Regions from separate parts of the Homo sapiens genome. Here all the other regions are linked to region 2. A link is a contact called in ENCODE Hi-C or POLR2A ChIA-PET data. All regions are on one chromosome and are shown on one strand. Each heading gives the region's core, a stretch centred on a gene start or an enhancer-like site at or near the end of the contact. The rest is flanking DNA. Distances are from core to core; before and after follow the strand shown.

The links. A loop is a pair of places that touch in the nucleus more often than their neighbours do. ChIA-PET counts read pairs that join two places held with the same protein, here RNA polymerase II (POLR2A). Pooled maps may share reads with other maps.
Region 1: a map of CD8-positive, alpha-beta T cell shows a loop between it and region 2 (19-fold over the local background). The contact joins the promoter of TRMT61B here to the promoter of ADGRF3 in region 2. A Hi-C loop is called at or near these places in 2 of 168 maps with a recorded cell type or tissue (CD4-positive, alpha-beta memory T cell and CD8-positive, alpha-beta T cell) and 6 of 50 pooled maps.
Region 3: a loop to region 2 is called in a map of B cell, with 12 times the contacts of the local background. The contact joins the promoter of ATAD2B here to the promoter of ADGRF3 in region 2. A Hi-C loop is called at or near these places in 2 of 168 maps with a recorded cell type or tissue (B cell and naive thymus-derived CD4-positive, alpha-beta T cell) and 9 of 50 pooled maps.
Region 4: a loop to region 2 is called in a pooled map, with 8 times the contacts of the local background. The contact joins the promoter of FOSL2 here to the promoter of ADGRF3 in region 2. A Hi-C loop is called at or near these places in 1 of 37 single-sample maps with no recorded cell type and 7 of 50 pooled maps. POLR2A ChIA-PET finds 5 or more read pairs at or near these places in 1 of 52 experiments (T-cell).

What each region holds. Positions count from the first base shown.
Region 1 is chr2:28,868,945-28,871,644 of GRCh38, reverse strand. TRMT61B (tRNA methyltransferase 61B) reads left to right here and starts at 1,336. Exons shown (of 7, transcript NM_017910.4): 1 at 1,336-2,066. The coding sequence starts at 1,368. RefSeq lists enhancers at 994-1,143, 1,374-1,543, 1,158-1,682, 2,312-2,700.
Region 2 is chr2:26,345,520-26,348,219 of GRCh38, reverse strand. It overlaps ADGRF3 (adhesion G protein-coupled receptor F3), which reads left to right and starts at 1,431. Exons shown (of 14, transcript NM_001321971.2): 1 at 1,431-2,099. The coding sequence starts at 1,986. It overlaps SELENOI (selenoprotein I), which reads right to left and starts at 2,077. Exons shown (of 10, transcript NM_033505.4): 1 at 1,931-2,077. The coding sequence starts at 1,987. RefSeq lists enhancers at 1,173-1,272, 1,385-2,152, 2,473-2,612 and silencers at 1,813-1,862, 1,923-1,982, 2,033-2,262.
Region 3 is chr2:23,925,838-23,928,548 of GRCh38, reverse strand. It overlaps ATAD2B (ATPase family AAA domain containing 2B), which reads left to right and starts at 1,426. Exons shown (of 28, transcript NM_017552.4): 1 at 1,426-1,994. The coding sequence starts at 1,779. It also overlaps a transcript of UBXN2A not described here. RefSeq lists enhancers at 900-989, 576-1,492, 2,250-2,299, 1,493-2,411, 2,510-2,711 and silencers at 1,160-1,489, 1,690-1,769.
Region 4 is chr2:28,391,418-28,394,117 of GRCh38, reverse strand. It overlaps FOSL2 (FOS like 2, AP-1 transcription factor subunit), which reads right to left and starts at 1,260. Exons shown (of 4, transcript NM_005253.4): 1 at 296-1,260. The coding sequence starts at 397. All of the region lies in intron 1 of FOSL2-AS1 (FOSL2 antisense RNA 1), which reads left to right. RefSeq lists enhancers at 1-143, 299-1,230 and silencers at 261-437, 924-2,043.

The sequences.
Region 1 (2,700 bases), core at 87-2,586, 2.5 Mb before region 2:
CAGGTGTGAGCCACCACTCCTGGTTTCCCCAAATTATTTAATCTCCCTGGGCCAGTTCTTTTACTCATAAAATGGATTTGTTTCTAACACAGAATTGTTGGAAACTTAAATGAGTGTCTAACGTGCCTCGTATTGCCAGACTCTCAATAAACTTTTGCCCAGTCAACTAATATCCAGCAAAGAGGCTAGCGATTTTTCTTTTTTTTTTGAGACAGAGTTTTGCTGTGTCGCGCAGGCTGGAGTGCAGTGGTAGCTCGATCTTGGCCCGCTGCAACCTCCGCCTCCTGGGTTCAAGCTATTCTCATGCCTCAGCCTCCCTTGTAGCTGGTATTACAGGCGTGCACCATCGCGCCCGACTAATTTTTTTCCCCCGAGAGGAGTTTTGCTCAGTCGCCCAGGCTGGAGTGCAGTGCCGAGATCTCAGCTCACTGCAACGTCTGCCTCCCGGGTTCAAGCGCTTCTCCTGCCTCAGCCTCCCGAGTAGCTGGGATTACAGGTGCGTGCCTCCACGCCCAGCTAATTTTTGTATTTTTAGTAGAGACGGGGTTTCACCACATTTGCCAGGCTGGTCCCGAACTCCTGACCTCAAATGAGCCGCTTGCCTCGGTCGGCTTCCCAAAATGCTGGGAGGCTAGTGATATTTAACGCTAAATAACTCTGGCCTCCAAAGATACCTGTTTCCATTTTAAGACACTTCTATTTCGTTTTGGGAGGGTAAACTAGTTATATTTTAATAATGAAAACATGTGTTACATAAGCACATAGTGAGTACTCGAATCAACCTCGGACTCTCCGGGCGTGAGGGGTGGGTGAGGGGACCGGCAGGTGGTCACAGCCCCATCAAAAGGGAGTTGGGGCTGGGGGATGTCGCGGTCAACTGGGAAAGGAGAGCCAATCAGCAAGTGGCGCGTCCCACGCCGTCTGTCAAATGCATCTGGGGGTTAGCTGTACTCATACATCTTGTGGGTGACTAGGTGACTTCCGTGTTCAAGACACAAGCGAGCTAAGCCTGGGATTTCAGTTTGCACAGCGCTTTGTTAAGTTTTGTCTCTCAATCTTGCTGTCCAAGAGCGAACCTGGAGGTCGTCTGTTAGCGGTAAATTCTTTACCCACATTCCGAAAAGGAAAACGGCGGCCGCGCGCGAGGACATATTCCTTGGATGGTCACTCAACCAGGACTCCGCTGCTCCCGCGCCCTAGCTTGACCTAGCGCACCGCCCCCTCCCCGACGCAGGCGCAGTCGCGGAGCTGTAGAGCCCCACGCAGCTGCAGAGCCATCGGGCTGCTGCGCCATGCGCGCGACTGGGAAAGAAGGGGTCGCGCTAGGCTTGCGTCACTCGTCTGCGACGGCGCCTTCGCGAAACACTATGCTAATGGCATGGTGCCGCGGTCCTGTCTTGCTGTGCCTGCGGCAGGGGCTCGGAACCAATTCATTCCTGCACGGCCTGGGGCAGGAGCCCTTCGAGGGAGCTCGGTCACTGTGTTGCAGGTCCTCGCCTAGAGACCTGCGAGATGGAGAAAGAGAGCACGAGGCGGCACAAAGGAAAGCCCCAGGAGCAGAGTCTTGCCCATCTCTCCCTCTGAGCATCTCGGACATTGGGACTGGATGTCTTTCGTCACTGGAAAACCTCAGACTGCCGACGCTGCGGGAAGAGTCATCCCCTCGAGAGCTCGAGGACTCGAGCGGAGACCAGGGCCGGTGCGGTCCCACACACCAGGGATCCGAGGATCCTTCGATGCTCTCGCAGGCCCAGTCCGCTACCGAGGTCGAAGAGCGTCACGTCTCCCCTTCTTGTTCAACTTCCAGAGAGAGACCCTTTCAGGCTGGGGAACTGATTTTAGCTGAGACTGGGGAGGGAGAAACAAAATTTAAGAAATTATTTAGGTTGAACAACTTCGGACTCTTAAATAGTAACTGGGGGGCAGTCCCGTTCGGCAAGATCGTGGGGAAGTTCCCCGGCCAGATACTGAGGAGTTCCTTCGGTAAGCAGTACATGCTGAGGAGGCCAGCCTTGGAAGACTATGTAGTATTGATGAAAAGAGGGACTGCCATAACATTCCCAAAGGTAATGCGATGGAGATAAGGTGTGTATTGGTTTCAGGAGGGGCAAAGACAGATGCAGTACTCAGTCCTGATTAATGTATTCAAAGACATCTCAGAACGTTTGGATTTTTTATTGTACTCAGGCTTTTAAAATAAACCAATGGTTATAACTTTTACATATCATGATGAAAATTAGCATTAGGGAACGGCTAGATTTTAATTTTAACTTAGGAGTCTCGAGTCCCTTATTTGTAAAATGTGGATAATAGCTCAACTTTCTGTTAGGGTGATGTGAACTCACTACGTACATAATAAGTACTAATTTTGTTCCCCATTACTCTTAAGTTTATAACTTCAGGACTCAAGAGAATGTTGAACTCTTAGGGAACAATTTTTTAGTACTACTATGATGATATTTTAATATTCAATAATCATGTTACAAGAGTATATTAACAATAGGTACATTACGGTGCTTTTCCCCTTTTAGGGAAGAAATAGAGTTTTATATTACAATAGCTAACATTCAACACCAAACATAAAATGACTATTCTTTATTAAAAAGTTAACTGCCTAAAGCCTAGTTTCAGTCTTTTTTTTAAGACAAGTTCTCACTCTGTCATCCAGGCTGGAGTGCAGTGTTGCGATCTTGGCTCCCT
Region 2 (2,700 bases), core at 182-2,681:
TACTATCTGAAGACAACATAAGGGGAACGCAACGATAAGAAAAAAAGATCTGTGAGATTTGTGTTCAAGCAAAACTGATCCCATGGATTTTTCCTTTGGATACCACTGGATTCATAATTTTAATATAAATGCAGTATTGAGTAATTGCAATAGAAGAATATTTAGGTTATAAATGTGTGCTTTTTTTTCCCCAAGGAAGCCTCATTATAACTAAAATGATATCAACAAACTATTTTAGTGAACATTGGACGCTTGCTAAATCGACCTTTGTTTTCCAGGATGATAGGAAGTCATCTGCTGTCAGATACAGGAACTTATATAATAAAAAAGGGGGAAAGATCAGAACAGAAAATTACACGAAACTTCTAGTAAATTAAGACACTTATTTAGTTGAAAATATAAATCTAGGGAAGATTCTTTATAAGAAAAAGGAGATTTCCTATTATAAACACTGCTCCCATTGAAATAGCTATTTTATTGGCACTTAGAAAGTCAGACCCTAGTAAGGAAGAAAATGTTTTATATGTCAATATTTACCCTGCAGAACAGACAACAAAAGGGGAGTAGAGCTTAAGGCAAAACAGGAGGTATCTGGGTTAACAGCCTTCTAAAATGAAAGTTGAAAAGCACTGGCCCGAGTTACCAAGAAGGCTCTGGACCCTCTTTCCACTTAAAATGTTAAGACAAGTCATCACCTCGGTTCAGAATGGTATGGCACAATACGGCTTGAAAGCAGAGAAACATGCTATGTGACCTTCTAAGGACCCTTGCTTTTTTTTTTTTTAACTCGAGTTAAACAAAATCCATTATGACTTTTTCAGTTATTCATTCATTCCACAAATGCTTACTGGGTGCCTAGTATGCACATAGCACTGTGCTTAAGCCATGATGGTCCACAAGAAAACTCTAATGAGTTGGGCATTATATTCTAATGGCGAGACACGCTAAAGCAGCAATTCCATAAACGAACAGAGCGCACATTTAAGGGGGAAAGGGGCACGTAGGGAGGGCTTCTTTGAGGAAGCAATATTTAAGCTAAGATGTGAAGATGAACGGGTAACAACAAGGATGAAGGGTTAAAGCCCATATTTCAGGCTTGGTCGACTGGATGGTTAGAGTCATTCATTGGTAAAGGAACTGCGGATGGGAACCAGATTTGGAGGAAAGTTAACCACCCGCATTTATTTACTGGGGTCCTAGTATGTTGCCAAGCGCTTCACAAATTCCTCTAATCATTTTGCACAGCAGAAGCTATTACTTTCAGTTTCATACACAAAAGAGAGGCTGAGCGGGGTTAAAATGACGTGCCCAAGACGAAATAAAGAAATCTGACTTTTGTAATCAGGTTTGTATGTGCTCGAAAGCCCGCGCTCTTTCCACTCCACAGCTCCTTCCTGTGCACCTCCCTTTCATCTGGTGGCCCTAGCGCCACAAGCTGCCGCTTAGGAAGTCCCTGCCGGGAGCAGAAGTGGAGACATCAGCAGGATGGCATCGGCAAGTCGCTCCCCTCCCGGGCCTCATCTGCCAAACGATCATCTCCTCCTCCGAAGTTGTATGCATGACAGGCGAGTGGAAACTTCACTAAAATGAAGGCGATTGACACAACAGAAGGAACTCCATCCTTTCGGGGGCTTACGAAAATAATAAGTTTAAAAAAAATAGGAAGGGAATTCCCTCGCTCCATGATCACTGAGCGCTCTCCTAAGGAAAAGGAAATCTCCCGGGGGGTGCCGACTACGGGCGGCGGGCTTAGGATGCTCCCACGCTCCCCGACCCCCAATCCCCAGGACCCGCAGGACCTCCGGAGGAACGCCCGCCAGCCCGCCCGGAGCCACGCGGCACAAGGTGACACGGACCGCGCCGCGCGGGCCCCTCAGCCGCCTGGGCGAGGCCGGGAGCAGGGAGAGGGGCATCCGCCGGCCCGCGGTACCTTGTACTTATCAAAGCCAGCCAGCTGCTCCGGGCTCACGTATTCGTAGCCAGCCATGACGACCCGAAAACTGAGCGCCCACTCGGCAGCGACTCCCGGCTACAAGGCTGTGACACACAAGCACCACACCGGCTGGGCAAGGATGGCAAAGACTGGGCTGCCCGAGAAGGTAGGAGAGCCGCGCTCCGCCCACCGCGCACGCGTAGCCGCCTCGGCCCCTTCGGCCGCCTCTCAGTGCGCAAGCGCAGCCCACGCTTCTCCCCGCCCATCGAGGGGGGGTTGCTAGCCCGCTCGAGCGGCCCGTCCCCCGACACTGCTGTTGTCCAATCGGCGTGGATCAGGCAACACTAAGTCCCGCCTTCCAGCTCTCTTCGTCGCTTCATTTGCTAGCGTCAAAATTGGTGAGCTGAGGTAAGGCAAGAGAGGGGGTGAAAGGTCAATTTCCCAGCGGGCTTTGCTCCCGGTCCCGGGGGAAGGTGGGATTTCTGTGGTATCCGCACTTGCGTGGTGATCTGGGGTATACCGTTTTAGTCTTGGGGGTAGAGTGACTGCTTGCGAACCAGTTCAGCAGTGCCTCAGGTAAGAGGACTTAGTTCTCCCGCTGCAGCGAAGTAAAAGAGGAAGGAGGTCTGTACCGCGAGCCGCTCCCAGCTCCTGGTGCGGTGCGCTGCGTGCCGTAGAAATTTAGTAAACGTGGTTAGATGTAGAGAAGGCCGAGCTGCTGCCGGGGCCACGGGAGTCTTTGTGCGGTCAGCAGAGGGACTTGAAAG
Region 3 (2,711 bases), core at 177-2,676, 2.4 Mb after region 2:
CTGGAGTGCAGTGGCACGATCTTGGCTTACTGCAATCTCTGCCTCCCGGGTTCAAGCGATTCTCCTGCCTCAGCCTCTCAAGTAGCTGGGATTACAGGCATGCACCACGACACCTGGCTAATTTTTTGTATTTTTAGTAGAGAGGGGGTTTCACCATGTTGGCCAGGTTGGTCTCGAACTCCTGACCTCAAGTGATCCGCCCGCCTTGGCCTCCCAAAGTGCTGGGATTACAGGCGTAAGCCCGGCCTGTACTGTGAATTTTTGAAATGAACCTAATTCCTACTTTACAGCAGAGCTTTTCTTTCTTTCTTTTTCTTTCTTTCTTTCCTTTCTTTCTTCCTTTCTCTCTCTCTTTCTTCTTTTTTTTTTTTCTGAGACAGGGTCTGGCTCTGTCATCCAGGCTGGAGTGCAGTGGCGTGATTTCGGCTCACTGCAACCTCCATCTTCTGGGTTCAAGTGGTTCTCATGCCTCAGCTTCCCGAGCAGCTGGGATTACAGGTGCCCACCACAACACCCATCGATTTTTTGTATTTTTAGTGGAGACAGGGTTTCACCATGTTGGTAAGGCTGATCTAGAACTCTTGACCTCAGGTGATCCACCCACCCCGGCCTCCCAAAGTACTGGGATTACAGGCTTGAGCCACCGCACCCGGCCTACAGCAGAGCTTTTCATATGAATTGTGTGGCTTAATTTTTTTTTCTTTGGAAGTTAAATTGCAAATGCTTTATCTGTGGGTTCAGCTTTTTGTATTCTTAATTCTTCAGCGGGCCGGGGGCAGGGGGCGGCGATAGAGGCGGCTCTTACAGGGTACTCATTCTTTGGCTCCGCCTTAGATCTGGCTAAGGGGATAGAAAACGACCCTGCCTCGCTTTGTTTAAAAACGCAGAGTTCTAGCATGGTGTTTCCCCCCCCCCTTCTCTTCTTAAGCTTACCAAGTTCCAGATACCGCCCAGATGAATTTTTTTTTTATCACAGCTGTCATTCTCATTTCTACAGGCATGAAAAGTGCGACTCAAGTTCAGTGTCTTGCCTCGGGTAGCTTGGGGATTCCCAGTCAGCTCCTCGCGCCTTCGTCGCCGCTCCCCTTCCACCCCGCGCCTTCGCCGGCCGTCCCCTGCTCCATCCAGGCCACGGGGGTGACGGTGGGGTCTGGGGCATTCAGGCCTGGCTGGGCATGAGGGCTTCAGGCCCAATTCCACGCCCGAACTCGTCCTGATTAGTCTGGCTTTTCTGGTCGCCCCAGCCCTGCGGTCGGGGAGAGCTGGAAACCACCGAGCTGACAGCCTAGAGCGTCGCTCCCCGGCCGCCGAGCGCTGACGCCGCGCCGGGGGCGGGGCAGCTGGAGGCGGCAGGGAGAGGAGCGAGCAGCCGGGAAGGGCTGGCCGGCTTCGCAGCGCCCCGCCGTGGCTGCGGCCGGAAGCGGTCTCGTTGGCCCTGCGGCGCTGGAGCCTTGACGCACGGAGCTCGAGAGCGAGAACGGGAGAGAAAGGGGTAGAAATGGCGGCTCCGCTCGGCTCCCGCTGAGGAGGGCGAAGCCGGCGGAGTGTCTGTGCTGCCGGTCTGCAGCACCGCCCCCGCTTCCCGCACGCCGCCTGCTCACGCCGACTTCCCTTCCTCTGCCCGGCTCTCTCTTGTGCTCGTCTGCGCTCCGCACGCTCCGGGCCGGCTCGTCTCTCATTGCCCGGCTCGGCTCCGCTGGCCCTGACTGACCGGCCGGCGGGCCGGCCTTGCTCGGCTCTCCCGGGCGCGGCGTGGACTCCGTCCCCCTGGCTGGACCATGGTGAACACCCGGAAGAGCTCTCTCCGCCTTCTCGGGTCCAAGTCTCCTGGTCCCGGGCCTGGGCCTGGGGCCGGAGCAGAGCCTGGGGCGACCGGAGGCAGCAGCCATTTCATCTCCTCTCGGACCCGCTCCTCCAAGACCCGCGCCGCCAGCTGCCCCGCCGCCAAAGCCGGGGGAAGCGGTGGCGCCGGCGTCACTCTGGATGAGGCCAGGGTAAGAGCGCGGCGTCCCGAGTCCGGAGGCTCGGAAGTGCCGGCCCTGCTGCCGGGGCTTTGTCTGGCCGGGTTGGGGGTAGGAAGCCTACAGTGGAGACCGCTCGGGCGGCTGGAGACAGGGTCTGCGGGCGCGGTGGAGGGTGGCACCCAGAGAAGGGCCGCGACGCTGGCCCCTTTGCTTTTCAAGCTGGCCCGGCTCTTTTGTGTGAAGAACAGCCCTTGAGTCCAGGGGAGAGGGCTTTGGGGGTCCCTTTCGGCGTCATTCGAACGATCTGCTGTCCGTGTCCTTGTCCTGCCCCAGAGGGGAATTCTAGCGGGGAAGCAAGAGCGAAGGGCCAGAGCCCCTGGGTGGAAGGGTTGGAGAAGTGAAAGTTTTCTGCGGTGTCAAACCCTTCTTGAAAGTGTGTCAGTTCCTGCCGCTGTCTAACTCCAGCTTACTCTCAGTTTGGGGGTGGTTCAAGTTGGTGAGGAAGTGAACAGAGAGCTCCAGTTGGCAGCCAGGCAGGGATGCTGAAAAAAGTTTGTAGCTGCTCTGACACCAACTTTAAAAACAAAATCAACGCTATCGCCTCTCCAGGCAGGAGAGATCAAACATGATATTATAGCTGGGGAACCAGCCAGCTAGCTCACCAAGGTGCTAGTAGGAACCAGAGCTTTCAGGTCACAGAAGGAGCACGTCGAAAGAAACAAGTGGAATGTTTCGGATAGTCAGCAC
Region 4 (2,700 bases), core at 11-2,510, 2.0 Mb before region 2:
TAGTTCTTGGAAGGAGGTAACAGGCTCCTGGTAGGGGGCCTACAATTCCAGGAGTCTATCTGGGTAAAATATAACGTGAGAGGAAAAGGGCATGTTGTCTCTTCAAGCCCACTCTCCAATCCCCTAGTTTAAAAGGGGGTGGGGGGGAAGGGGAGGACGAAAATCCAGAACTTACAACGGTGGCCCGTAGGTATTTTCTCGCCAAGAAAAAGAAAAGAAAGCAAAAGAGGCAGTGGCGGCGAGAAGAGGGCAGGGGTCCGCCCGCGCCGCCAGGTGCACCGGGGCCCGCACCTACCTGCTGGCCGCCGCCGCCGCTGGAGTAGGACTCGGCGTGCGCAGGAGAGCCGCTGCTGCCCCGGGACGAGGTGTCAAAGTTCCCGGGATAATCCTGGTACATGATCCGCGGTGGGGGCCGGAGAGGAAACAGGGTGTTTTTCTTCCCCCGCCCTCGCCGCGGCCGCGCACCGGCTGCTGCGCGCTCGTTCGTCCGCCGGCCGCGCCGCGGGCTCTGGGCTTCGCTCCTGGGTTTCTCCCCCACCGCGGAGGGCGAGGACAGGGAGGCGGCGACACCTCAGGAACAGCGTCCCCCGAGCGTCCCTTACAGCACTTCTTTCCGGCTCTGCGAGCGCCGCGGGACCAGTTGTCCACCCGATCCCTCCCTCTAAAAAGTCGGCGCGTCTCTCGGTCCCTCCCCTGCGCGCGCCCTCCCGCCCCCGCGCGCAGCCGGAGCTCAGCGGGGACCCACGGCCCAATCAAAAATTGGAAATTAAAAAAAAGATTAGGAGCCCAGCGAGCCTGGCCTGCCAGCCCTGGGGACCCCCGATTTCAGACAGGGCCAAAAAGGCGGAAAGAAAAGCTGTCCGCTGGGAGAAACTTCTGTTTCTTCCTTTTAGAAAAGGAGCCGGAGAATAAACTTCCCGTGGCCGACTCGCCGCCCGAGTTTCGGGGCGGCTCGGATACTTGACTAGGAGAAGGCGGCGTGCGCCCGTCCCGCGGCCCCGAGCGCGCCAGGGGGACAGCGGCTCGTGGGGCTCAAGTAGAGCTGGCGCTGAGAGGGACGCGGCCCCGCTCCCCGCTCCGGCGCCCAGACCCGCACCCCTTCCCCGGAGCCCGCTCCCGGACGGGCCCGCCTCGCCCGGCCGCGCCTCTCCCTCTCTCTCTCTCTCTCTCTCCCTCTTTCTGTCCCCGCCGAGCGCCGCTCGTTCGCTCGCTCGCTGGTTCGCTCGGAGCCCTAGCGCTCTGCCCGAGATGAGTCACTACAATGGCACGAGTTCAACTCACACTCTTTATTCTCCAGCCCTGTACCATGTGGATTCACTCACGTCAACCCCAGACTCCACCTTGCAGGGAGGAGCGCACGAGGAGGCGGGGGGAGGAGGCCGCGGAGGAGGAAGAGGCGCGGGAGGGGAGGAGGCGGGCGCAGCTCTCCCCTCCCAGCCCCGGCTCCCGGCCGCGCTGACGCCAACCGCGCACCCCGCGCGAGGAAGCCAGGCGGTGGCACGGGCGGGAGCGGGCGCCACGCACGGTTCGGAGGCGCCGAGGCAGCCCCGGCCCTCCCCAGTCCCCCGCTCACCCCCCGGGCCCAGCGCCCTTGGTCTGTTCCATTGGCGCACGTTGCCAAAGATGGTCATTTGCGTTAGAGGACGCGAGTGCGGGTTTCCTCGCTTTCGGGTGACGTGGAGGGAGAGGGATTCCCTCGCCCGCTCCCGAGTGCGCTGCGGCCTCTCCCCCGCCCTGGGAAGGGGCTCGGGGCGGGGCCCCGAGAGCGGCCGCGCGGGTCTCGCCTCCGGATTTTAGAAAATAATCACAGCCCTGACGGCGAGACGGGCGGTTCGGTGCGGCGCCACCGGGAGGCCGGGAGCCGGGCGCGCAGAGCCGCTCGCAGGGAGGGCGCGGCTGCGCGCGGTCGTAGGCGCCCTCCGCGGCGCCGCCGAGTGCAGCGGGCGCCCCGGGCGCGCAGGGTGCCCGCGCCGCCCTGCGGCCGGGTGTTGGCGGGGCACGGCGCCGGGCGGGGCTGGCCTGCCTATTTTTCCCTCCGTGGCGGTCTGCCTACCGGTTCCCTTTTTGTTTTTTGTTTTTCATGTTTTCGGTCCTACAGTTAATTCGTTAGGAGTAGCCTTGAAGATGAAATTAACCAGTCAAGACATTCCGGCCGCCCTATACGCCGGGCAATTAGGACGCATCTAATAAGAGTAATCGGGCGTTTATAAGCAAACTCCAGACTGTTACGAATTAAAAAAAAAAAAAAAAAGCCAGCGAGAGGGTGTGCCCCAACGTTGTCGTCTTCAGCTGTTTTGGAGCGAAGTTCAGGGCGCGGGTTGCCGGACATTTGGGTCCTCCTCCCTCGCTGGGCGGGGCTGGGAGGGGCGCGGCGCAGGGTACAGAGCACAGACCTTAGAGCAGGAACGCCCGGCTACGCTATTTACGAGCTGTGAGATCTTGGACGAATTCCTTAACCTCTCTGGGCCTCAGTTTCCTCCTATAAAGTGAAGGAGTTTGGAGACATGACCTTAGGCCCTTCTCTGCTCTGGAGCTCCAATCCTTCCGCTGAGATGATGGTGTGTGTGAATGGAGAAGTACTGTAGCGGAAGTCAGGGAACTTAGGTTTTGGTCCAGGGTCTGTGTTAGCCTCAGTTTACCCAATTCTTAAGTAGCGCCAGCCATCTGTACCCCACAGGGTCCTTATGAGGACCCAATGTT